Regions from separate parts of the Homo sapiens genome. Here region 2 is linked to region 1. The links are chromatin contacts, found by Hi-C or POLR2A ChIA-PET in ENCODE. All regions are on one chromosome and are shown on one strand. The core of a region is the stretch at or near the end of the contact, and the rest is flanking DNA. Distances in the headings are between cores, read along the strand shown. Region 1 holds the start of COA3 (cytochrome c oxidase assembly factor 3). Region 2 holds the start of HSD17B1-AS1 (HSD17B1 antisense RNA 1).

Region 1 (3,987 bases), core at 539-3,038:
ATCTCTAGCACCTCCCCTGCCAAGAGTCAACCACTAAGCAATCCCACCCAAGCCTGGATGCTTCTAGAGGGGCCCACTCCCAGCTGGGAGAGTGTAGGGGATATGCTCACACCACATTAGCAGCAACCAATAAAAATGCTGGAAACAAGAACGCCGTGAATCCATATGCCATGCCTTAGGAATTGGGGGAGCAAAGACTTGTGGGGTGAGGCAGGGGAGGATTTAAAAGGGACTTTCTTTTCACAATGGGAGGCAGGGGTGGAAGCTGCCCAGCCCTCTGGCTTCCTGCCATCAGTTAATGAGGAAACTGCAAGGTCAGTGATCCACTTGACTAAGTTAGGATCCCCTCCAGACCCCACCCTAGACCTGTATAGGCAGGTACCAGGGAAAGTTAAAAGAATGAAGACTGCTTGTCTTTCACCCTTCATCCACCTCTCTCTCCCTCCCTCTCTCTGGGGATGGGAAAAGCAGTAGAGTTACAGTATGTTCTTGTGGGTAGAGGACAGAAGAGTGACCTTCCTTCCCCTAAGACGTGGGTTCAGTCTCAAACTGCCCAGTGATCTCTCCCTTAAATCAGGTGGAAAGATCTCATGGAAAAAGTAATTCTAGTTAAACATTTACAGCTCCCTGGGGCAATGCCACCACTGCAGCTACTGCTTGTGAAGCTTTCCAGCATGAAGTGCCATATGCTGCCTCTCAGCCTCCATACTCACTTGACTCCAGGAGAATGACTCAGTTTATTATTCTCAATTTGACCCTATGTATCCCACTGTAGGCTCAAACACTGCACAGAGCTGCCACGTCTAACCTCGTAACAACTGCGTCCCTGGAAGGTGAAGGGGGTAAACCACAAAGTCAGAAACTTTGGGAAAAGCCACGGTCGCATGCACACCTCTCAAACAAGGAAACAAACTACAAGAAAGGGCTCAGTCATTGTACACAGCAAGTGTGCAGTGGGCAAAGTTCTGTTCTTTTGACATTGGCCAAATGCGTAAGTCCCTGGTTTCTTGGGCTCAATCACGGTCCAAGGTTAGTAAGAAGGCCAACAATGTTGTGAGCAGGATTCAATTTCTACAGGGTCATGGGGCATCATCCACCATGTGAAGGGGCTCCAGCAGGTTGGACATGATCAATACCCATCCAGATTAGGACCCTGACGCCCTTGCCAGAGCTCGGGCTCGGGCAGCTTTGGCCTCGTCTTCTAGCTCATCTAGGAAACGCTCCTGGGAAATCGAGTAGAAGGTGTAACCATCTGGGGAGGTAGGTTCAGGAAACCACACAGAATATGCACATTCCCCTTTCCTAGATTTGCTCTACCACTCTTGTTACTCTCCCAAATCAGTGATTCCGGCTTCCCGCCGCTGCTGTTTCTAAACCCTGAACCCCAATTCCGTTATTATTAATAAATCAAATTAAAAGAGTACCTTAGGAATAACAAAGGAAAGTACTACCCATTTTACCCCAAAATTAAACGGGTGGTTCAGCCCTCTTGCACACTCTGTTCCCCTGCCCCTATATGCGGTCCCCTTGAGTCTACAACACGGACGGATACAAATAGCCAACACCAGGGCCCCGATGCCTAGGCCGGTCACGATGTTCCGGGTTCGCCGCCGTGGTAGGACCTTCTGCCACTGGGCAAGCTCCGCCTGCCGCATGGAATGCAGTTGCTCGGGTGTCAGCTTCTCCCGAGTCGGGTCGATACGCTGAGCGAACGGGGCCTCTCCACGCTTAGAATCCAGAGGGTCACCAGCTCCCGAAGACGCCATGTTGCCACTCCTCCCTTCGCGGTGCCGCCGCGCGGGCCTCGCTGGGAACAGTAGCCCTTGGCCGCTGCAGTGGACTCTGGGAGTTGTAGTCCGCGTGCCCTTTGCGGGGCAGAGCCGCGGTTCCCGGGCACAGGGGATGGACGCGGGAGGTGAGAAGCGGACGTGCTTTCTGATTGGCTGAGGAGTCCGTGGCCGTTGGGGCGGGAAAAAGCTGTGGAGGGTTCGAGGCTGTGGTGGTAATTGGGTTTTCCTCAGACTTGAGGCGACGACACACTCATTGGAAGGGGACGAGGAATCCAGGGTGTGGCAGAAGACTGGAGAGGAGCTAAGGGGGTCGGTATGTGGATCCAGTGAACCCGTCCAGGTGCCCCAAGAGGCTCGTGAATATGGACGGACCCATGAGGCCACGATCGGCCTCCCTCGTTGACTTTCAGTTTGGAGTTGTCGCCACAGAGACGATTGAAGACGCCCTGCTTCACTTGGCCCAGCAGAATGAGCAAGCAGTGAGGGAGGCTTCGGGGCGGCTGGGCCGCTTCAGGGAGCCCCAGATCGTGGGTGCGGCTGCAGGGCCGGGGTGCTGGGTTCTTGGGAGACTGGGGCTTGTGTCTTTCAGGCACCGACCTTGAGATTCCGTTGATTTTATTCATTCAGAGAATGTTTGCTAACACCTCTCTGTGGGGTGCTGGGGATATAGTGATGGATAAGTCACAACAGTGCCCTCCCCTTGATTTCTTCGACATGTATGGAATACTTGAGTGGCACCGCTTGGCTAGAAAGATGAAATAGAGGGCCAGGCATGGTGGCTTACACCTGTAATCCCAGCACTTTGGGAGGCTGAGGTGGGAGGTTCACCTGAGGTCAGGAGTTCGAGACCAGCCTGACCAACATGGTGAAATCCTGTCTCTACTAAAAGTACAAAAATTAGCCAGGACTGGTGGCGCGCACCTCTAATCCCAGCTACTCGGGAGGTTGAGACAGGAGAACTGTTTGAACCCAGGAGGCGGAAGTTGCAGTGAGCCGAAATCGTGCCATTGCACTTCAGCCTAGACGACAAGAATGAAACTCCGTCTCAAAAAAAAAAAAAAAAAAAAAAAAAAAAAAAGGCTGGGCGCGGTGGCTCACGCCTGTAATCCCAGCATTTTGGGAGGCTGAGGCGGGCAGATCACGAGGTCAGGAGATCGAGACCATCCTGGCTAACATGGTGAAACCCCGTCTCTACTAAAAATACAAAAAAAAGCCGGGTGTGGTGGCGGGCGCCTGTAGTCCCAGCTACTCCGGAGGCTGAGGGAGGAGAATGGCATGAACCCGGGAGGCGGAGCTTGCAGTGAGCTGAGATGGCGCCACTACACTCCAGCCTGAGTGACGGGTGACAGAGCGAGACTCTGTCTAAAAAAAAAAAAAAAAAAAAAGAGAAAAGAAAGATGAAATAGAGATAGAGGTCTTGCCTTCAAACCATGTGCAATTTGGGGGAGATATTAGAACAAATATGCAATGACTAGGTACTATGGTTAGATAAGAGACGTCAGAGAGAAATAAAACAAGCGTTTATGGGGGTTGAGAGGAGCGATGGGGTAATAGGAAGAATTCAGGGGATGGCCCAGGCATCGGGACATTTCAGGCAGACCTTGAAGGAAGGAGGACATTGGGTTGGTGAAGGGGGAGGAAGGAGACAGTGTTTCTACCAAAAAGAGGTAGCATGAGTAAAGCTATGGAAATGGGGTGCTTAGGGTGCATGTGGGTACAGTGTAGTCCATGTTGGCCAGTGCATGTGGAAGAATAGTTGAAATTAATACTGGAAAGGTAGTTTGGAGACATTCCATGTGGAAGTTTGAATGCCAAGGGGAAGAGTTTATCCTTGGTTTGGTAGGAAACCAAGAAGACATTGAAGGTTTTTAAATAAGGGAGTGAAGGTTTTAAAATAAGGGATACGATGGTAACCCTGCCTTAGTAAACATTATTTTGGCAGTGATGTAAAGGAGGTAAAGGATGGATTAAACCAGAGGGAGATGGGATGTAGGCAGACAGGTAGAGTCAATGTCAGTAGGCTAGGTGATAGGGCAGAGGGAATAACAAGGGAGGGTGGATTAAAAACATTCTAGAGGCAAAGTCTAGGGTTCTGCTGTGGATAAATTTAGGAAGTGAAGGAGGAAAACGTGACTATGCTAAACGGTTGAGCCTGGAAGACTGGAAGTATAGTGGTCATTAAAAGAAACACACAGAC
Region 2 (4,599 bases), core at 2,042-4,541, 240 kb before region 1:
ATAATCCGAGCACTTTGGGAGGCTGAGGTGGGCAGATCGCTTGACATCAGGGGTTTGAGACCAGCCTGGCCAACATGGTGAAACTCCGTCTCTACTAAAAATACTAAAAATTAGCTGGGCGTGGTGGCGGGTGCCTGTAATCCCAGCTACTCGGGAGGCTGATGCAGGAGAATCGCCTGAACCAGGCAGATGCAGGATGCAGTGAGCCAAGATTAAGACACTGCACTCCAACCTAAGCAATACTTTGTCTCAAAAATAAAAAAAAGCCTGGGAAACAAAGTGAGACCCCGTCTCTACAAAAAAGTCAAAAAATTAGCTGGGTATGGTGGCAGTGATGGCACACACCTGTAGTCCCGGCTACTTGGGAAGCTTTTTAATATTTTTTGCAGAGACCGGGTCTCACTCTGTTACCTGGCCTGGTCTTGAACTCCTGGGCTCCAACAATCCCCTTTCCTGGGCCTCCCAAAGTGCTGGGATTACAGGCATGAGCCACCGTGCCCAGCCTCAAAGCATATTTTAAAGGATAGAAATAAACAGCCATATGAAGAGATACAGACAGGGCGGTCTGGAAGGGTCCAGAGCAGGAGCTTCTATCTCCATAGAGTTGGGGTTACGTCACCCTCTGGGCACATTCTGTCAGCCTCCACACGTTCAGCCCTCAGAAGCTCCCGAACCCTGTCCTTTGGGCCTTTTATGGAGAACTCCATTGGCTGTCCATGACTGAAGCATGGACAACTGTGATAATGTGATTGGGCAAAAAGGGTCTGATCTAAGCCCAGCAAGGCCAGTCCAGATTCTTTGGGCCTTTGTGCAGCATTCCTTTCTCCAGGGTATGGGGCAAGGACCCACTCTGGAATGAGGATCCTACAACCCACAATCAGATTAGAGTCCTGCCTTGGGCAGCTGAAAAGAGGACAGGAGAAGGTCAGAGAGACGAAAGGCTGTTTTTTGAGGCCTGAGGCACCCCAACATGACAACGTAAGACTGTAACCATGGTCATGTGAGTTATGAGCTAGGAACCCTGGACGAAACCAGCACATATACAATCATCTCCCACCTCCCAACGCCTTTACTTTCACAGCCTCTGCAGCAAACTGCGGTCACTATAATCGCTCCTGTGGCACAGAGGCATACCCAGGGGAATCTGCCCAGGGGGCCACTCTGTGCCCACGTGGGAACCCACACCTGCTTGTAAAGCCTCCCCTCCCTCTGACCAGCAACCAGGACAGTTTGTTGTTCCAAGCAGTGGGCTCATGTCTGTTTTGGCTCAGAACAGGGTGGGGAGAGCGGGCCAGGGACCCGCAGGAAGGCTTATCCTTGAGATTGCGTGGGAGACACAACAAGGGGTGGGGGCCCGCAGGCGGGGCGGGGCGAAGCAGGTGATATCAAGCCCAGAGCCCCAGCCTCTCCCCACAGTCTCACCATGGCCCGCACCGTGGTGCTCATCACCGGCTGTTCCTCGGGCATCGGCCTGCACTTGGCCGTACGTCTGGCTTCAGATCCATCCCAGAGCTTCAAAGGTATAGATAGGCAGGGACAGGGAGGGAGAGAAGGGAGGAGCCCTTGGAGGCCAGAAGGGAAGTCAGATCTTCCTCCTCTCCCAAAACCTCCAGTGTATGCCACGTTGAGGGACCTGAAAACACAGGGCCGGCTGTGGGAGGCGGCCCGGGCCCTGGCATGCCCTCCGGGATCCCTGGAGACGTTGCAGCTGGACGTAAGGGACTCAAAATCCGTGGCCGCTGCCCGGGAACGCGTGACTGAGGGCCGCGTGGACGTGCTGGGTGAGCCTCCTGGAAGCATATGGGCTCCTAGGAGCCTTCTCCGCCCTGCGTTGAAACCAACATGTTCCCAGGCCCAGGGAGCACGAGGGGACAGGCCGTGCTGAGGGTGATGCTGAGGCGGGCTGGTCGGGCCTCTTGTCTCCGCAGTGTGTAACGCAGGCCTGGGCCTGCTGGGGCCGCTGGAGGCGCTGGGGGAGGACGCCGTGGCCTCTGTGCTGGACGTGAATGTAGTAGGGACTGTGCGGATGCTGCAGGCCTTCCTGCCAGACATGAAGAGGCGCGGTTCGGGACGCGTGTTGGTGACCGGGAGCGTGGGAGGATTGATGGGTGAGTGGTAGGGAGTGGCCTCGGCAGCTCCAGATTCTTTGTGTGCGGAGCTGAGCCTTGAAGGCAGGTTCCGCGGGGGGGGTGGAGTGGGGTGCCGTCAGCTTGGAGGGGCACCGTCTGCCCGGGGATGACCCCCTGGCCGCTGCGCCTCAGGAACCTCGTCTCCCCACCTAAGGGCTGCCTTTCAATGACGTTTATTGCGCCAGCAAGTTCGCGCTCGAAGGCTTATGCGAGAGTCTGGCGGTTCTGCTGCTGCCCTTTGGGGTCCAGTGAGTCAACACCCCCGTTCCCCGAACCCTCTTAACTCTGACCTAGAGACGCCGAGCACCCTGTCCTGCGGGAGCCGCTCTGGGGCGATCTCCCTGGCCCTCTCTGCCCGGCTCACATTAGCTGTGTGCCAGGCACTTGGGCTGGGCGCATGGCACGCATTGTGCCACCTGCTGACCTAGCTGCTGAAGTGTTGGTATTGTTATGGGGAAGCTCCAGCCCAGAGAGGTTAGGTGACTGGCCCAAGGTCACACAGCGGCCAGGGACCCCGCTAGATTCGAATCCTGACACCAGGGCTCCCTTGTAGCCTCAGATGGATTTGGGAGGGCTGCTCCGGCAGGAACCCGCGTTTCAAATGTTCTGGTTATCCCCAGCGCCCTTTCCGCCTCACTTCCCAGCGCAGCGGTGCTGCTCGCGGTCGGGGGCCGGGACGTGGTTGGGGCTGGGACTGGGGTTGGGGCTGGGACTGGGGCCTGGCTGGCGTCCGCCCCCTCCCACTCGTTGCTCTCCGGCCAGCAGCTTGAGCCTGATCGAGTGCGGCCCAGTGCACACCGCCTTCATGGAGAAGGTGTTGGGCAGCCCAGAGGAGGTGCTGGACCGCACGGACATCCACACCTTCCACCGCTTCTACCAATACCTCGCCCACAGCAAGCAAGTCTTTCGCGAGGCGGCGCAGAACCCTGAGGAGGTGGCGGAGGTGAGCGCCGGGCTGGACTCCAGGAGTGGGGGCGGTGCGTCCTCCGGCGCGCAGCGGTGGCCACAGCTCTCCTCCCGCCGCCGCAGGTCTTCCTCACCGCTTTGCGCGCCCCGAAGCCGACCCTGCGCTACTTCACCACCGAGCGCTTCCTGCCCCTGCTGCGGATGCGCCTGGACGACCCCAGCGGCTCCAACTACGTCACCGCCATGCACCGGGAAGTGTTCGGCGACGTTCCGGCAAAGGCCGAGGCTGGGGCCGAGGCTGGGGGCGGGGCCGGGCCTGGGGCAGAGGACGAGGCCGGGCGCGGTGCGGTGGGGGACCCTGAGCTCGGCGATCCTCCGGCCGCCCCGCAGTAAAGGCTTCCTCAGCCGCTGTCTCCCGCGCCCTTCTTTGTCCCCTGGGTCTGTGTGGTCCCTGGGGATGGGGCGGCGGTAGCAGCTGTGGGTGGCTAATTAAGATAGATCGCGTTAGCCAGTTTTACCAGCGCAGCTAGGCGCGATGGCTGTCGCCTGTAATGCCAGCGCTTTGGGAGGCGGAGGCAGGAGGATCGCTCAAGCCCCGGAGTTGGAGACCAGCCAGAGCAACACAGTGAGACCCCCATCTCTACAAAAATAAAGAAAATTTAAAAATCAGCACAGTGGCACCATTCCTTGAGCCCAGGAGTTGGAGGGTGCAGTGAGCATGATGGGGCCACTGCACTCCAGCCTGGGTGACAGAGTGAGACCCTGTCAATTAATCAAATGAACCAACCAACCGAAAAACTCAGAAACCAAGGTCCAGAAAGAAGCCAGCCCAGGATCACACCTCAAGTCCATATTAAAGGCCAGACACAGTCTCTGGATAACCAAGGGGCATCTGCAGGAGGAGTTAGGTGGGAATTGGCTTGGGGTAGAGTCAGGTTGTGACTTGGACCCCATTAGCCATGAGACCTCAGGCAAGTTCCTTGCTTTCTCTCAGTCTTTCTTTTCTTTCTTTCTTTCTTTTTTTTTTATTTTCTGAGACAGAGTTTCGCTCTTGTTGCCTAGGCTGGAGTGCAATGGGGCAATCTCGGCTCACCACAATCTCCGCTTCCCAGATTCAAGTGATTCTCCTGCCTCAGCCTCCCAAGTAGCTGGGATACCGGCTAATTTTGTATGTTCGGTAGAGACGGGGTTTCTCCATGTTGGTCAGGCTGGTCTCAAACTCTCGACCTTAGGTGATCCGCCCGCCTCGGCCTCTCAGATTGCTGGGCATACAGGCATGAGCCACCGCGACCGGCCCTCTGAGTCTTTCTTATCTGTAAAATGGGTATAATAATACCTATCTAATCGGTTTTAGTAATGGTGGAGATAATGCCTGAAAGTGCTAGTATAGAGGTTTAATAGCCAGCAAGGACTGTTATTAGAATGAATAGTAATATGACTACTGTCACATTTTGCAAATGTGTAAAGAAGAAAGAGGGCTAAGTGAATCAAAGGGAGACAGCCCCACTCACCCTGTTCTGCCCCAGAGGACTGAGCGATCCCCACCATCTGGCAAGCTGCCTCA

Evidence for each region. Hi-C counts contacts between places; a loop is a spot of excess contacts on that map. ChIA-PET counts read pairs that join two places held with the same protein, here RNA polymerase II (POLR2A). Pooled maps may share reads with other maps.
Region 2: a pooled map shows a loop between it and region 1 (4-fold over the local background). The contact joins the promoter of HSD17B1-AS1 here to the promoter of COA3 in region 1. A Hi-C loop is called at or near these places in 5 of 50 pooled maps. POLR2A ChIA-PET finds 5 or more read pairs at or near these places in 3 of 52 experiments (B cell, Caco-2 and activated T-cell).

The regions. Positions count from the first base shown.
Region 1 is chr17:42,796,916-42,800,902 of GRCh38, forward strand. It overlaps COA3 (cytochrome c oxidase assembly factor 3), which reads right to left and starts at 1,789. Exons shown (of 2, transcript NM_001040431.3): 1 at 1,553-1,789; 2 at 710-1,252. The coding sequence starts at 1,766. The coding sequence ends at 1,146. It overlaps CNTD1 (cyclin N-terminal domain containing 1), which reads left to right and starts at 1,946. Exons shown (of 7, transcript NM_173478.3): 1 at 1,946-2,321. The coding sequence starts at 2,153. WNK4 (WNK lysine deficient protein kinase 4) reads left to right here. Exons shown (of 19, transcript NM_032387.5): 19 at 1-151. RefSeq lists enhancers at 1,472-1,541, 1,682-1,731, 1,752-1,801.
Region 2 is chr17:42,551,511-42,556,109 of GRCh38, forward strand. HSD17B1-AS1 (HSD17B1 antisense RNA 1) reads right to left here and starts at 3,292. Exons shown (of 1, transcript NR_144402.1): 1 at 926-3,292. It overlaps HSD17B1 (hydroxysteroid 17-beta dehydrogenase 1), which reads left to right and starts at 1,413. Exons shown (of 6, transcript NM_000413.4): 1 at 1,413-1,520; 2 at 1,614-1,781; 3 at 1,929-2,108; 4 at 2,284-2,377; 5 at 2,895-3,072; 6 at 3,159-3,704. The coding sequence starts at 1,424. The coding sequence ends at 3,428. RefSeq lists a cis regulatory region at 871-887, a promoter at 1,337-1,413, enhancers at 3,057-3,624, 4,440-4,599 and a silencer at 3,274-3,433.